2 separate regions of the Homo sapiens genome follow, and region 1 is linked to region 2. A link is a loop called in an ENCODE intact Hi-C map of the cell type or tissue named here. Cell type or tissue: chondrocyte. All regions are shown on one strand. Each heading gives the region's core, and the rest is flanking DNA. Links, peaks and the distances in the headings are about the cores only. Region 1 overlaps TMEM178B (transmembrane protein 178B). Region 2 overlaps BRAF (B-Raf proto-oncogene, serine/threonine kinase).

Evidence for each region. Hi-C counts contacts between places; a loop is a spot of excess contacts. Peaks named below come from ENCODE experiments on the same cell type or tissue, not always from the same donor. Only the 100,000 strongest peaks of a DNase experiment are listed, where the experiment ranks them.
Region 1: a loop joins it to region 2, with 9 times the contacts of the local background. A loop is called at or near these places in 21 of 110 quality-filtered maps.

Annotation. Positions count from the first base shown.
Region 1 is chr7:141,227,454-141,236,472 of GRCh38, reverse strand. All of the region lies in intron 2 of TMEM178B (transmembrane protein 178B), which reads right to left. Among named protein-coding and RNA genes, the nearest start is that of TMEM178B, 160 kb to the right of the region's middle. In chondrocyte, for the core only: CTCF peaks have their summits at 4,577 and 4,777 (motif pointing right); no DNase peak of the experiment used is centred there.
Region 2 is chr7:140,806,411-140,815,429 of GRCh38, reverse strand. It overlaps BRAF (B-Raf proto-oncogene, serine/threonine kinase), which reads left to right. Exons shown (of 18, transcript NM_004333.6): 4 at 6,435-6,538; 5 at 7,368-7,470. Among named protein-coding and RNA genes, the nearest start is that of NDUFB2-AS1, 110 kb to the right of the region's middle. In chondrocyte, for the core only: a CTCF peak has its summit at 4,172 (motif pointing left); no DNase peak of the experiment used is centred there.

The DNA.
Region 1 (9,019 bases), core at 638-8,637, 420 kb before region 2:
GAAAGTGCCCCAGTGCCCCTGCTTACCTCCCAAGGGCTGCATCTATCTGCAGCCAGGGGAGAAAGAAGTAATGTTCAGGATTGTTGGGAATTCTTCCCAGGGGTCCTGGTAACCCCACCCCACTTGCACACAAGCACCTGCTTTCTCCTCTCTTTCCCTTCTTTCCCTTTCTGTGCTTCTCTGCGCCGAATCTCTGTAACTTCTCAAATTTGGGAGCAGCTTAGTCAGTGATATTGGGGAAACTTTCCTCTTCCTCTCCCACTCAATACAAACCCTCTCTGAGACTGGAGCTCCCTCTACCCTCTACCTCCAGATATTCACAGGGACCTGTGGGGGTAAGGGGCTGGGGTGTGGACTAGGTTTGCATCTCAGAGAACATTTGGAAGCTGGAATTAGGGAGCTCTGGTCTGGTTCTCTTGTCCCCATCTCTTGCTGGTGATCCAGCAGAGAGAAGAAAATCCCTGTTACACTCCTCTGTTTGCTCTCATCAGAAAACTAAACAGTGGACAGGCTTAAAGATTATCCCACATCCAGGACTGGGAAGGCTGAGCTGGGACGGCCAAGACAGGCCTGAAAGCCAGCAGGAAAGCACTGCGTGTCTAGGGGAGATTGTAAGATTCAAAGGGCAAGGGCCACACCTATCTTATTCACTGTATCCGAGGCCCTGGCAATTTCTTAGGGCTCGGTCAATAATGAGCCCTATGATTAGGAGTATCCTCTCCATCATGTACCCCATGAAGTATGGGGACTAACATATGCATAGACAATCAACTGTTTGGAATTATCCACAGAGGATTTTGAGGTTTGGTTTGGTTTTAGCAACAAATGCACTTTTTTATCCTTGACTAGCCCATGGATAAAAGCCCATAATACCTTTAGTACTTCATCCTCAAGTTCCTTAAATTTCTCTGGGCCTCATCACTAAAATGATAAAGTTAGATTAGATGACCTCAAATGTCACTTCTAGCTATAAAATTCCATGATTAGATTAATAACTTAAAATGAATGTTTTTATTGACGGTTATAAATTCTGTTCTGTCTACACATGGGCTTAGAGTATATGCAGTAATTTACATCTGACTGTACTTTACTGGAAGCTAAAGTTCAAAAAGGAATTAGAATTGTGATTGGCTGTTTCTAGCCTGCTGTGTACACTGCAACACAGGCACAGAAATGATTCTTCAAGCAAGTCTTCTACACCAACCATTAAACTATTATTAATATAAGAACATATTCCTTACCACAATAAATCAGAAGGCTTCATTTAATGATTCTGAAATTTGGTAAAGGTCATTCCCAGCTTCACGGAAAATCAGTCACAAATGAAGATGTGTCGACGGAAGCCCATTCGCCATAGAGGCCAATGTGATGGGAAGCTTTGAATGCTAATACTCTAGAACATTCCAACTAGTACTAACATAAATAATACTCATATTGAAATGAAAATTGATCCTAGGATTTCTTTTTACATGGCCTTAGGATTTGGTGGCTTGTTCAGAGAGTGCCAACTCATTTGAATATTTGCCTAATTAGGAAGATAAATCTGCTACCCCCGCTGCCAGCAATCATGTCGTGCGTTCCAAAGCCAAATATAAATGCCTTTTGTATCACCCACTGTTTCAGATTATTCACCTCCCACGTCTGCATAGACGGCACAGAACTGACCCAACTGTTTCTCTTCTTGGCCTGTCCTCTGCTCTCTCATCAAGGCTTGGCTCTGCCACATAGACGAGAGTGCAGATGGCACAGAACAATTTTGAGGGCATGGGGTACAAGAAGATGCAAGGGGAATTAGGGTTTGATTAACCCAGAATGAGGAAATGTGATGGGCATGGAAATTCTCGGACCAGGTTCTGCACGAGGGGGAATGATCACATCTAATCCTGCTGGAAAAGCTGACTCACCACCCTGGACACAGAAGACAGCCCTGGTGTGCCTGAGTTTTAAGCAGCATCCATCTCTCCTCTCATGGTACAGCCTCCTGCATTCTCCCTCCTAGCCACACAGAACTCCTCTCTGCTGCTCAGACATCCCTCTGGCCTCCTCATTTCCATGACTTGATCAAGCTGCTACATCAATCTAGAAAGTCTTTGTTTCCCTCTTGTCTGGGAAGTCCCAGCCATTGTTCAAGGCCTAATTTGAAATCCCATAAAACTCTCACCAGATCATCCTAACCTCAGCAAAATGATCTCTCCTCCCCATGTTTCATGGCATTTGATTTGCCCCAATGTGCCCTTTATTGAAGTGATTTGTTTATGAATATAGACACTTTAAGTTTTACACAACAGAGAACAGAGGCAGTATCTTGATATTTTATCCCCACAAATGCCTGTCACAGACTTTACATATAACTGTAGACTAGCAAGAGGCAGGCAAAAGAGAGTAGTCACCTTCTCCCAGTGCAATCTGGACCATACATCTTTTTAGAAGCATCAGAGAGGACTACTGCACCTAGGGGGACCAACTCCCCATGCCTGAAGACAGAAGTTATCCAACTTTGGCTAGCACAAAGGAATAATCTTTAAATCAGTAGTCTGAAATGGCAGGATAAGGATCTGCATTTTTGCAAGCCCACTCAGGTAATTCTGATGCTGGTGGTCCTGGGATCACTGTTTGACAATTCTGCCCTGGGAAATATTTCATGTGATAGGGACAGATGCACAATGAAGTCAAAGAGGTCGAACTTGGCATTGCCAGTTTTGCAAAAGGGAGAAGTACATTTTGATAGGGAACTCATGGGAATGAATAGGGCTCTCAACCTTCTTTTGACCAGCAAAAGTCCATGTCAAAGTGCTCAGGGCTCTATATAAACACCCAGCTCCCTGAAGGTATCTGTGCTACAAGGGACCTAAGACTCTTCCCTCACAAAACACATACCCCAGTGGGACATGGAAGTTACAACACCCCCAGTCTAGCTCTTAACAGGTGCCTGTGCCGAAATGCATAGGAACCCTGAGAAGGAGTAGCCCAAAATAGAAGAAGAGCTTACGGTGGACTATCACTTGGAGAAAGGTTTCCAAGGTTAATATGGAAAAATGGAGAAAATTTATTCTCAGAACAGTGCTCACGCAGCTGAGAGCAATAGAAATTCGACCTTCAGCAATTTCCTGGGTCACCCCCATTAGGCTTTGAGCTAATCCTGCACCTAACAACCACTCTCACATTCTTTGTTTGATTAAAGAAATGTCTTTCATGCCTACTATGTGCCAGATAGATATCATACCAGACATTGGGATTAAAAGATAAAAATGTATGTCCCTTGCCCTAGCATAGACAAGCACAGCAGTGAATAATTGTAACTTAAATAGTGTGCTGACAGCAGTGTTCACAGGAGAGACTCCCAATCTGCCTTGGAGAGAGGAGCAGGGAAGATTGAGGTTTCAATCGCAGAACTAACACACTTCTCCAGGATGACCACATTCGAATCAATGCACTCTCACTCCATCTGTTCCAAGTTACAAGAGAACTTTCCACCTAAGGGAGTGGCATCATCCACTCCCCTCTGGCTTTTAGGGAGGGCAGCTCACAGCTGTACTCAGATCATCTCCTCAAGCTTCTCTCAATCAGGCTGTGGTGCCTCCATTACTAATCTCCTGCTTCCTGAGTTTGGGGCATGACTGCTGGATCCCCAAGGGCTTTGTAGCAGGGGGCTCAGGGCTCCTAATGGGACACAGCCCTGCCTGCTGGTAAAAGTAGGGTGGCTGGAGATCCATGAACACCATGGAGCCAGGGAAAGCTTTCTGGCAGGAGAAGAAAGCTACAGAAAGAGGAAGTAAGGAAGCTGAGCCTCTAAGGTTACATGGGTTTATTGGCATTTAATTCATATTTTTACTTCTATTTCAACTAAGAATTAAAATGTATAGAAAAAGCAATGCTGTGCTTGTGTGCTGCTGGATTTAGTTTGCAACATCACTGATCATTTGAGAAATGCAAATCAAAACCACAATGAGATACCATCTCACACCCGTCAGAATGGTAATTATTAGATAGTCAAGTAACAACAGATGCTGGCAAGGTTGCAGAGAAAAAGGAATGCTTTAACACTGTCGGTGGGAATGTAAATTAGTTCAACCATTGTGAAAGACAGTGTGACGACTCCTCAAAGACCTAGAACCAGAAATACCACTTGACCCAACAATCACATTACTAAATATATACCCAAAAGAATATAAATCTTCTATTATAAGGATACATGCATGCATATGTTCATTGCAGCACTATTCACAATAGCAAAGACATAGAGTCAACTCAAATGCCCATCAATAATAGACTGGATAAAGAAAATGTGGTACATGTACACCATGGAATACTATGCAGCCATAAAATGGAAAGAGAGCATGTCCTTTGCAGGGACATGGATGGAGCTGGAAGCCATTATCCTCAGCAAACTATTGCAAGAACAGAAAACCAAACACCGCATGTTCTCACTTATAAGTGGGAGCTGAACGATGAGAACACATGGAAACATGGGTGGGGAACATCACACACCAGGGCCTGTAGGGTTGGGGGTGGCAAGGGGAGGGACAGCATCAGGAAGAATAGCTAATAGATGTTGGGCTTAATACCTAGGTGAGGGGTTGATCGGTTTGGCAAACCACCACGGCACATGTTTACCTATGTAACAAACCTGCACATCGTGCACATGTGCCCCGGAACTTAAAATAAAAGTTGATGGGAAAAAGGAAAGAAAGAAAAAGCAATGCTGCCTAGGCTAGATCATGTGGTCAGTTATCTGAAGCCCAGCTAGTTGACCGTGGGAGAACTGCCAGTGGAGGGAGCCATGCCACTGTGCAGTTTCCACCAAGCAGCAGCAAGTCTCCACCTTGCAGATGCAGTGGCAGAGAGGGCCCTTCCAGCCCCCAGGGAGCAGGCTTTGCTTCCGTCTCTAAATAGGAATGCTGCAGAGGAGATACCATGTCAAATAGAAAAAGAAAACAGGAAATGGCTGGCACTGGGTGCGGAATTATTTTACTAAGCAAGTGTTTATTTTTCTGAGGCATCAGCAATTTTTTTTTCAGGTTACATACTGAGTAACTGCAATCATTGATTACATTAATGGATTGCCTCTGGAGAAGGAATCTAATTACATTTTTGTACAAATTGCAAAATGTAGATTAATTTCAAACTTCCTTGGCAGCCTTGTCGTGTTTTTTTTTTTTCTTCTCTTGAGCTCTAGGTCAGGAGCCCCAAAGCATGGCAAAGAAACCTGAACTTTGAGAAGGCTTTGTTTGTTCATTCAATAAATATGCACTGAGCTGCTTGCCTTCTGTATGCACCAGCTCTGTTCTAGGCGCTGGAAATGCAGAGGCAAACAGGACAATGTCTCAGTCCTCTTGGGAGTTCCCCAAGCTGTAAAAGAACTTCAAGAGAGAAAAATCCCAAATGTTCCTGAACCCATTTAAGTAGCTGCTGGGCTTTCCTTTCTGAACATCACTTAGGGCTTGGTGGCTCTTATCCAAAGGTTGTCCATTTCTTTAGCCCTGCAACAGAAATCTAAAAGAGTAGGAAAGTGGGAGGCCAAGGGAGGAGGATCACTTGAGGCCAGGAATTTGAGACCAGCCTGGGCAACACAGAGAGACCCTGTGACCTGCCTTCAAGGTTCAGCCTCTGCTGTCCTATGAGAGAACCTCTGAGCTGTCTTGTAATCTACAAAAAATAAAAAATAAAAATTAGCCAGGTGCAGTAGAGCACATCTGTAGTCCTAGCTACTGGGGAGGTTGAGGTGGGAGGATTGCTTAAGCTCAGAACTTCAAGACTGCAGTGAGCCATGACTGCACTACTGCACTCCAACCTGAGTGACAGAGCAAGGCTCTGTCTCAAAAATTAAAAAATAAATTTTTTAAAGAGTGGAAAAAGATTAAATAAGGGGGAAAGTGAAGAGGGTAACAAGAGAAGTAAGGAGTCTTTGGCCAAGTGGCACACCCACTGAAGACACTGATCTACTCAGAGATGGCAAAAGTAAGGTAACAGGACAGTAGAGACAAAGAAAAGAAAGAGAGAACTTTACAAAGGAGAAGTACAAGTGGCTGATAACCATTTCTTAAATTCAACCTTTCTTATAATTTCAAAAATGAGTAACTTTTTTTATCAATCAAATCAGCATATATCTTAAGGGGAAAAGGATTTTTCAATGTAGGTAAAATTTGGTAGGGCTATAAACTGCCTCAGTTTTTCTGGAAAGCAATTTGGCATTATATATCAAGAACCTAAGAAATGTTCATATCTTTGAGCCAGTAGTTCCAATTCTGGGCATTTATCCTAAACAAATTATCAGAAATATGATCAAAGATTTATGCACAAGGATTATCATTATAACATTATTATAATGGCCCAAAACTAGTTCAACATAAACATTTAACTTTAGAAGAAAGGTTAAGTAAATTATGTATACTTACATCGTAGAATATGATGAAGTAATTAAAATTATGTTTATGAAGAGTTTGATGACAAGGGAAAATGCTTATCATAGAATTATGAACAAAATTTGGGATACAAAATTATAAAGTATAATTTATGCCATGAAAAGAAATACAAAGAAAAACACAAAGGATATACACCACAACAGTAGTTTGTCTCTTTTTGTTGTTGGTGTTTGTTTTGAAACGGTCTCATTCTGTGGCCCAGGCTGGTGTACCGTGGGGAATTATAGATCACAGCAGCCTCAAACACCTAGGCTCAAACAATCCTCTCCACTATTTTTTTTTTAATTTTTCGTAGAGACAGGGTCTCACTATGTTGCCCAGGCTGGTCTGAAATTCCTGAGCTCAAGTGATCCTTCTACTTCGGCCTCCCAAAGTGCTGGGATTACAGGAATGAAACATCATGCCCAGCCTGTAATTTGCCTATTGATTATAGCATTTCAAGTGGTTGTTTCTGCTTTTCTTTTATACTATTCTGTTGATTTTTTTCTATAATAATTATGTTTCATCTTAATGATCAGGAGAAATAAAATAAGCCGATGGAAAACGCAAGAGAAAATAATAGGAAGGGAAACCATTAATGTAATGAGGAAGAAAAGGATGTTTCCCCTGCTCCATGGAACTGGGGATGGGGTAGGTGGTTACAGGGAAGGATTGAAACCAGAGACTTACAGGATTCAGAGGATGGGCAAATGCATGCTGCCAGAGTAGCATTCGGTGACAATGCCTGACCCAAATTTCCTCCCTCTTTTCAAGATTAGCTGGATTTACTGTTAGGTTTCCGTCTCCCTGACAACTCTTAAAAAATCTTGACCTGAGTCCATGGAATTTTAAGTCTGATTTGGTTCCATCATATTCAGCCTCCAATTGAATCCTACCTGGTCCTAGAAACTTCATACACTGACCCATGAAAAAAAAGTTTCACACACACACACACACACACACACACACACCACACACACACATCATTTTGCAAAAAAAATCCCTAGTCATGTAATCAAATTCCACCCCCACAACCAAAAAAAAAAAAAAAAAAAAAAGATAGTACTGACTCTAATCCATGGACTGTTCAAATTCTGTCTCTGGAGACTCCATCTCACTGAAGGAGATGAATTATAGTCTTGGAAAGCTTCTAAAAGGGGTGCCCCGTCTGTTCAGCACTTACCTTTCACTCAGTGAACTATAAATACTTAATGATGAGGCCAACAATGATGACGAAGTTGATCAATAGTAAGCATGGAGACAGCATTCCATTTCCACACCCCACCAGGATGGATGCCGAGCGAATGGAGGAAAATGATACAAGCCGGGGAGACAGCTGGCTGCTCCTCCACTGCTATCTTCATTCACCCATTGGTCACCCCTAGCTGGTGGCAGCTCAGTGCTCCCAGAGCAAGGGCTTAAGCTGTTATGAGGCTGCACTGGAGATCCTGACAGCCGATATGGAGGGCACCAGCCATCTCCTCAGCAGTGTCCTTTGGCCATGTAATTTTAATAAGCTCAACCTCAAGAAAGGAAAAGGGAGCCTGGGATGGTGTTGAATTATTCACAGCTCCAATCAGGGAAGGCAGAGGAACCCCTCTTCTGAGAGTAAGTGATAGCTACTCATTGATTTTTTTCCCCCTTCATGACCCCTAGATGAGAATCTAGTCTAAAAAAAAAAAGAAAGAAGAAAGTCTATCTTAAATCTGAGTTCGTGAATAATTAGTGAAGTTGAGAATTGTGTTTCAGTTGACATTTTTCTGAAGAGTAATTCTGATATCTTGGACTTGATTAGAAAAGGAAAAAAAAGCAAGGACCTTGGTATATTTAAATTTATTTAAATACAACATATATATGAAAACTATTTTTATGGATTAATGATCATAATCAAAGTGATCTTATTAAATAACACAATAAAAATGATGTGAGACCTGAAAGCCAAAAAGATACACGATTCATGCATTTATTAGATGCCTAAGTTGAATTTGCTTTTGAATGTGATATGTGTGTGCATGTGTGTGTGTGTGTGTGTACACACACCTTATTTCTTTGTATGGACAGAGAAATGTAAGCTATAAGAAAATATAGTTAATTCTTCCCTACACTTCAAGGAAATCTTGCTTTCTAGGATTTTTCTCATATTCCACACCCATAGTTAGTGCTGATAAATGTCTTCCTGGAGATAAAGACAGTCACTACGATCCTTTAAAGAGTGGGTTAGAAAACAGCCACAGAAGCTTCTTCAGGCCTTGTCCATACTCCTCAGAATCCCTGCTGTCCCCTAAAACACTTATGCAAGGGCAACTACCACCTTAGCAGGTGACCTCACCTCCCTATTTTGCGAAGTTCATATCCCCTGCTGAGAGTCTAGTCCAGACCCATTCTCTCAGAGCAGGAATGTCACAATGGCTCCTCACAGTCCGGACTCCGCCCATTCACATCCATCATGCCTGGCTGACAGATGCATTTCCTAAGACCTCCTAAAGTCATCATAAGGCTCATAGGACACGGCTCTTCTGTGAGTTATTTAACCTCTGTTAGCCTCAGTTTCCTCCTCTGTCAAACAGATATAATAATAATATTCACCTCATAGTACATTTGAGATTTCAGTGAATAAG
Region 2 (9,019 bases), core at 500-8,499:
CTCACACCTGTAATCCTAGCACTTTGGGAGGCTGAGGCGGGCGAATCATGAGGTCAGGAGATCGAGACCATCTTGGCTAACAAGGAGAAACCCCGTCTCTACTAAAAATACAAAAAAAAACAAAATTAGCCAGGCGTGGTGGCAGACACCTGTAGTCCCAGCTACTCAGGAGGCTGAGGCAGGAGAATGGCGTGAGCCCGGGAGGTGGAGCTTGCAGTGAGCTGAGATCACGCCACTGCACTGCAGCCTGGGCGACAGAGCGAGACTCTGTCTCAAAAAAAAAAAAAAAATGTAATTGATGTAATAGTCCCAAAAAAGAACTTGGCATTAAGTTAAATTATAAAATCAGAAAGCTATGTAATTTAAATTTGTATTCAAAATCTGTATATTGGCATGTATATTCTGTGCCAGTTTATTTAAGATGTTACTGTATCATGAAGCTTACTTAAGGCATATAATCGTCTGCACTGTAAAACAAACTACCAAATTAATGTACTATCTCAAAGAATTAAACATATAACAATTTTGATGACCACCTAAATTTTAGAACAACTGTTTTTTTAAAAAACTTTTTACTATGGAAACTTTTATATATATAATATATATAAATTATATATGTTATATATAATATATATATGTTATATATAATATATATGTTATATATAATATATATGTTATATATTGTATATAAATTATGTTATATATAAATTATATACATTATATATAAAGTATAAATTATATGAATTTTATATATATATATTTTTTGAGATGGAGTCTCACTCTGTCACCCAGGCTGGAGTGCAGTGGCACAGTCTTGGCTCACTACAACCTCCGCCTCCTAAGTTCAAGTGATTCTCCTGCCTCAGCCTCCCTAGTAGCCAGGATGACAGGAGCCTGCCACCATGCCTGGCTAATTTTTGTGTTTTTAATAGAGATGGGGTTTCACCATGTTGGCCAGGCTGGTCTTGAACTCCAGACCTCAGGTGATCTGCCTGCCTTGGCCTCCCAAAATGCTGGGATTACAGGCATGAGCCACCATGTCTGGCCAACTATGGAAAATTTTAAACATACATAAAAGTAGAGTAGTATATGAATCATTGTGAGCTCATTAACAAAAGATAATTTCAGTTCACTTTAAAAATTGACGTGTGAAAGTTTGGACTCATACATTTTGTTTTGGTCTAAAGTTTCCTTGGCAAATATTCACATGGTTCCATTGACTCTGGCTCCTTTTTAAGATAGGATGCTTTTTTATTTTTTTAAGAGAAAAATTATTGCTCTGACAAGCTAATCAAAGATATTTAATTTTGGAATTTGGAGGAAAGGCATAAACCTAGTTTATTACAAAAATACCTCTTTTTAGTTTTCCTAGCCTTAAAGTAGGAGACAACCTCCCTCCCTTTACACAGGTTATACTTTCATATGGTATTTGCATAAAGAAATCTTGTTTTCACCCTGGCCTAAATATACATCCAATTTTCTCTGCACCTTTTAGGTAACTCTTTTTTAAGGAGGGTGTGTGTGTGTGTGTGTGTGTGTGTATGTATGCGTCCGCATGCATGTGCATGTGTGTACACGCATGTATGGATTTTCATGGTTTTTAAAATATAGACATAAGTACAAATACATTTATTTCCCCACTCTTCATACATAAGATACATAATACTGTATATATCATTCTGTATTTTGTTTTTAACGTTTATGTAGGCCATTCTGGAAATTTTGTTTCATACATAATTTTTTATATATATACAACTACAGTTCCATTGTATAGATGTACTATAGTGTATTTAACCAGTGATGTGTGTATGGTCATTCAGGTTCTTTCTAGACTTTTGATATACAGTCAGTACTGTAGTGAATAATGTTGCACATACATTATTCTTATGTATTGCAGGCATATCTGTGAGATAGATTCCCAGAAGTATGCTTGACTAGGTCAAAGAGAAATTTGCATTTGTGACTTTGATAGATACAAATTTCGCTTCATGGATCTTGCTTAATTATGAGATGTCTGTTTATAGCTTCATACCAGTAGAATATGTTATCAATTTTTTTTTGGATTTTTGCCAATCTGATAAATGAAAAATAACTTCACTAGTTTGGGTTTGCTTTCCTCTGAGTGAGACTGAACATGTTTTCATATGTGTGAAGGCCATTTCTACTTCTGTTTCTGGGACCTGTCTCTCATATATTTTTCCCTTTTTCTCTTGGGTTATTGGTCTTCATCTCAATTTTTCAGGAGCTCTTTGTGTATCAGGAAGCTAACACATCTGCTAAATGAGTTGCAAATATATTTTTCACCATTTGTACTGTCTTTTTACTTCACTTTTAATGTGTTTGTTTTGCCATCCAAAAGTTTTTTTTTAGCTTTATGTAGGTGAATATAATATTTTTTTCCTTTATGACTTGTAGATTTTGCATCAGAGTTATAAAAGCCTTTTTCATTTGAAGATTTGAAGGTGCCATGCTTTCTTCTAGTTCTTTTATGGTTTGTTTCACTCTCCTTCCCTTTCTTCCTTCCAGCATTTAAATATTTGATCCATTTGTAGTTTATTCTGGTATACAATATGAAGTATGGATGAACCTTTTTTTCTAGATTAGTTCCAGTTGTCCCAGCATCAGTTATTTAAAAGTTCATCTTTACCCCATTTCAGATGTTGCCTTTATCTTATTCGCACTTTCTTTATGTGTTAGGGTCTATTTTGGTCTTTCTGTTTTGTTCCATTGATTTCTTCATCTGTTGTACAGGTACTATCATGAAAGAACAAATAGTATAAAAATTCAGCCTACAAAAGTGGAATTAAGAAGGACTGATAGATGGCTTGCCTTGGTAATAGAGCAGAAAACCAAATTTTTGCCTGTTGATGAAATATATATGCAACTTAGGATCAGCATATGTAGAGAAGCATGAGGGAGCATAGCCATATTTGAAGTGCATTACTGGAGTGCCTAAGGGAAATTACCAAAGAGGCTGAAGGATAGATAGCTCCAAGTCATTGGTGGCCTTTTATGACACATTATGGAATTGGAATTTTATCTTACAAATAATGGGAAAATTTTAAGCAAACTAGTGAAATTTAAGATTATATATTAGAATGGGTTAAATGCTGAGTTCAGTGAACTCAGCGTGGGCTTCAGATTCCACAAACCCTATGAAATTTTGTTTCAGAGAGCACATTTGAGGCTTTCATTAGATTCTCAGAAGTCTTTCTCTCTCTCCCCCTCCCACCCTCACACACACACACACACACACACACACACACACAGGTGTGCATGCACATGCATGCCCAAAAGTTAAGAATACCTTCTTAAAAGTAAAAAATTAAAAACAAAGATAAAAAAGAAAAAAAGAATGCCTTCTTTAGAAAGATTTCTATGGTAACATAGGATAGGATACATTGGATGTGGTTTAAAACTAAAGATCGGTCACCAGTCAGGAAATTTTGGCATTAGTATAGGCGGAAGACGAATGGCACAGGGAAAAGTGAGCTTTCACTTAAGTTTATTATTTCTGAAAGGTTACAACCAGTTCTCATTGTTCGTAGTAGTTATGGTCTATAAATTCACTACAAACAATTAGTGAACACTGAACCTTGCTCCTAGGGGAAGTACAAGGATTATTATTATTTAAATGAGCCAAAAAACCCCTCTGTATATTGGCCTCTAGGTTGTTTCTTCCATTACAACAGGTTGAGACCTATTGGCTTAAAAGTGTGCTTGCACCAAACTAAATTTTTTGTACATCTAATTGTTTTAAATATAATCCTGATAAGCAGATTTTTAGCCACTGAGAGCCTGCCTACTTTGCAGTCCCCACAAAACTGCTTTGTACTCAACATCTATTAGGTATAAATAAGATCAAATCCCAAGGCTATAAAGATTCCAAGCTGCTGTTGCCCTTTGGAGCTCTTTGATACATAGACTCCCTGCTGGGTTGTCTAACATTGTCAGCTAGACATATAAGCTCCCTCTCCTACTCCCCTCTCCCCTGAGAGTCCCCTAGCCCTCCTCTTCTGGGTGATAGCCACTCCACCTCAGCTTCTGGCCAGTCCTGTTTGGGTAGTGGCCACTCTGCCTTAGCCTCTGGACAGTATGCTTTAAGGACATCCTCTGCCTGCAGATCTGTCAATGTCACCCAATAAAGCTATGCATGCTACTGCCACCTCGTGGTCATATCTTTTTCCTTGATCAGACCCCAGATCCTTCACATTTAAAATACAGTTAGGTTCCTACCAGCCTCTAGTCACATTTTCATCAGTCAGTCGATACGTAACCTTGTTTTGTGTGTGTTTCTGTTTAAAGACATATTGTTGATTCATTAACATTGAACTCACGGCTGACATTACTATAACTCATGCCTGAAGGAAGCTGGCCTAACACATGTACTTACTCTGCCAGGGACATTATAGCCTTCTTATGCTTACCAGCCCTAAACAGCACGTGAGCACTATGCTTAGGGATTATTTTAAACAGAAGAATCATCAACAAGAAGCACAAAAGTGAGAAAAAAGTGGCACCAAATAGGCTCTGCCCAGGATACTTGTTTATAGTATGAAAATTGAAACAAGAAGGCAAGAGAAAGCTTCACTGTTCAACCTCAGTTGGAGAGGTGCATGCATTAGGCGACTCAAATATCTCATTGCTCTGCGCATGTCTATGAAAGCACTAAGAGTATTGACTTTAGAGTTACAAATAAATTTTAGCAAGTAGAGAGATTTCAAGTATGGACTCCACAAGTAATGAGGATCAACTGTACCATCCAGTCTCTTTAATACTTCCAGTGATGAGCCCAGTCTCTCATGACAAACTTTTACCTTGCTGGGTAGGTAAAAGTTCAGGGTTTTTCTTTGTTTGTTTGTGACAGTATCTCGCTCTGTCACCCAGGCTGGAATGCAGTGGTACGATTTTGGCTTGCCGCAACCTCTGCCTTCTGGGTTCAAGTGATTATCGTGCCTCAGCCACCTGAGTAGCTGGGATTATAGGCGCCCGCCGCTCTGCCCGGCTACTTTTTGTGTTTTTTAGTAGAGATGGGGTTTCACCATGTTGGCTAAGCTGGTCTCGAACTCCTGACCTCAAATGATCCACCCACCTTGGCCTCCCAAAGTGTTGGGATTACAGGTGTTAGCCACTGCACCCAACCTGGATAGTTTTAATGGTTATATTGCACTACCCTCTGCGTCCTGTTATTTCTGGTCATAGATCCTAATTAGGCTTTCTGGACTCTTTCCCCCTTCAATATATTATTTGAATTCAGCTGTCTTATATTTACCTTTACCCCCTTTTTTTCCCCTCTAGCATAAATATTCCCAATTTCTTTGGAAACTTTTGGTTTGCTAAGCACCTCAATTTAAATGAATGGAACTTATTGTTACAAACTAACATTTCCCCTTCTTCTTACACCTCCCAATAAAAACTGTGTCCTCTGTATTCACACTGCCTCACTGTAGTCTACACCTTCAGTTCCAAGTAACTCAGATTTGCCTGTGGGGGATGAGGCAAGGAAAAGGCTAAAGATAGATAACTTTAAATATACAGAGAGATTACTTTTTTTTTCCCTTTCCCTTTCCCTCCTTCTCTGTCTCTCTCTTCCCATGTCATCTTTGCTGCTTCGTATGTTAGCTTCATTCTATAACAGATTTTCTCAGTGTGGTGGAGAATATGGCCATTGAGGGCTCCAGATTTGTATCTTCTGCAAATCTACAGAACTACAGTAGAAACAAGGACTTTTCTCTGTCAGTGTCCATGTGTCAATTTAGGGAAGAACTCAGGTACTGTTTGGGTCATATATATAGCCCTGGACCAGTTGCTCTTGCCGGGGGTATGGGAAACTGATTAGCCAGCTTCTGTCATCTGTAGTGACATAAAAGTAGTGACCCTTGATAGCTTTTCTAGTACCATGTGGATTTCTAGAGAAGGGAATATTCCCAGAGGAAACAGGGGCACCAAACAACAAATATCAAGTATACATGTTAAGACAGGTTTTTTTCTTCCCGCTATGTTTAGGGCCAGTAAGAGGTCTCTTAAGGACAGTCAGTGTGATTGAAGGGTTATACAGTTTTCAGCTTTGAACAGTATTGGATCAAAATTGATTTTGCTTTTAATATTGACATCTATTATTGCTCAGTGATGGATATACTGCGTTGGTGGGTATATTGTAGCAGATACTGTTACTTCTTCTTTTTATATGTTTAAAGTATTTCATAATTTTAATAAAATAGAAAATTAACTTTGCTTTGATTTAAGTTGGTGAATAATAACAAATATTTGGGTTATAATTTCCCTTTAGTATTAAGTTAGCTGTAGAAATGGTGTTGTATCTGACCTAGTAACCCATTTGACTTTTTAAAGATGAATTACTAAATTTTTTTAATGATATGAAAAAATGTAATTTGCTCCCTTTACCTCTTATCAATATATTTATGATACCATAGGTACCTGCAAGGTGTGGAGTTACAGTCCGAGACAGTCTAAAGAAAGCACTGATGATGAGAGGTCTAATCCCAGAGTGCTGTGCTGTTTACAGAATTCAGGATGGGTATGGTTTGTATGTGACGTGAAATTTTGTTTAAAAAGAAAATCACACATTAAACTTTGAAGTTTTCTTAGGATCTTTACCAAAACCTAGGGAATTGAAAGTGTACTTTAGGAAAAAGTATTAAAATAATACTAAGTTAGCCTGAAGAAATACTGTAGGCCATATGAGGAGTTAAATAATTGTATATGACTGTAGGGTTTGTTACTTTGATCAAATGATTTTATTTGGAATTTGAGATTCTTACAATTTTTGAACCATTCAGAGTGTGATTTATTTGGATAATAGACTCTTACCCCCCTCCCATTTTTAATACAAACTCATAGTTTCACAAAAGGTATATCAAAATTAACATTTTATATTGACCTACTTTTCTTTCAGAAAGTGTCTAACATTGTTCCAAGACCCTCACATTTTGAATCCTCTTTAAAAAAAAAAAAATTATTTTGGGGGCATGTTGTCCCTGTCCCTTGAGTACTCTTTTTCCTTGAATGGATAGATAAGTCCGTACCTGTGATTTTTTTTTTTTTTTTTTTTTTTTTTGGACCCCAGGAACAATCCATTTTCTGCTGTTGTAGGTCTTTTCTGGAGCTGACTTGAAGAAAAGAGTACATCTCTTTACCCTGCTGTTTGTCCAAGAGTGATACATTTATTTGGGGTAAACTTAAAATTAATTTATTGCCATTTAAATTTCTAACGATGGAATATTAGGGAGCCAAACCTCCCTCACTGTTACTAGCCCCTCGATAACCAATTTTCATATCTTCAGCATGAGGTATATGAATATTTTTAGGTGTAATAACCAAGAAAGGCTTGTGTCTACATTTTTCAGAGAGAAGAAACCAATTGGTTGGGACACTGATATTTCCTGGCTTACTGGAGAAGAATTGCATGTGGAAGTGTTGGAGAATGTTCCACTTACAACACACAACTTTGTATGTATCTTTACATTTTTTTTTGAAATGTCAAAAATGTTTAGATTTTAATGAATGAATTTTTATTTAGGGAATGTGAAATATGGATGAGTAATTTTGGAACTGACATTTTACCTGAGTTGAAATCAGTTGTTTTCTTTAAAAACTTGTATTTAAACAAGAGTTTAATTTTAATCTTTATACTTTCTTTTTAATTTAAAAAAGTAAAATGTATGCATTGTTAAAAGATAATTTTGAATAGTGCAGAAGTATGTCAAGTAAAAAAAGTGAAAATACCCTCCTAGAGGCCAACATTTGTTTAGATTAACAGATTATTGTTCTGTCTTCCAAACTTTTTTCTGTGTACACAAACGTGTGCTTGTACCTGTAAGCCTAAAGTTTTTTCCTTTCTTTTTTTCTCTCTTTCCTTCATTACTTTCTTTTCTTTTCCCTTTCTTAAATCAAAGTAGAGCCATGCTATGTGATATTCTTTGCCTTATTTTTTTTTAATTCAACAGGATGTCACGGACATCTTTTCATGTCAGTATACCTGGCTTTATTTTAGTATGACTATGTAATAATTCGTAAGAATAGGAATTCATTATATTTAACCATTTCTCTATTGATAGACATTTAAGTTTTTGTATTATAAAAAATCTGTTACATACAGGGCTAAACAAGGTCTTTCTGCATATATCTTGACACACTTGTACACACCCTTGTGTTTCTGAAGGATAGGTTAATGGAAATAGAATGGCTGGATATTAAACTCTCCATGAGGCTTTTTTCTTTGTCTGGTTTTTGCATTTGCTAGAACCTAGCATAAGCCTAAGGGTCACCAGCATAAGGCCCGGAATGTGGGACCTTTCCACCTTAGAGATGAGGATCTACATAGAACTTGAGAACTTATCCCCTAAAATGGCAGGCAGAAGCCAAAAGTTGTCTCTGAATCAGGAATACATTTCTTACTTTTCTCTATGTATGGAATTTTGGCCAGAGTTTTTTCTAGGTGGATAATTACTGCTACCCTTTAGGCGTCAAGTGTTTTCCCATGTGTCTTGGTGATTAATCCAGCTGGGCTCTTAAAGCAGATGATTGATTAGATTATTTCCTTTGGGGTTTATGCTTTCAAGCCTCCATTAGTAGTGAATAATGAAATCATGTTTGTGTTTCTGTAAGGCATTTTTTGGGAGAAGTGTAAGATACACCTAATGTCAATCAAATTTTACTGTGCAGCAAATAATTTTTTAACATGTTGAATTTTAAGTGGATAAATCTTAACATTTTTATTTAAGTTCTTAAGAATACAAATACAGTTGAGCATACATTTCATAGTGATTACTACTCTGTTTCTTAATAATTCTTCTTAGCTAGAAATTGAATATGAGGAGATAAAAGAAAGACCTAAGTTGCTAAGTGTGAGAAAATAGTATTAAAATGATGCCTCAGGAAGGTCCTTGCCACAGAAGGATTGTGAAAGCAAACTGCAGATTGATTCCAGAGTATGGAAATTGTCACCACTCAGTTGGATACCTGCCAGTAAATTTTTATTGAGAACTTTCCATTTGCC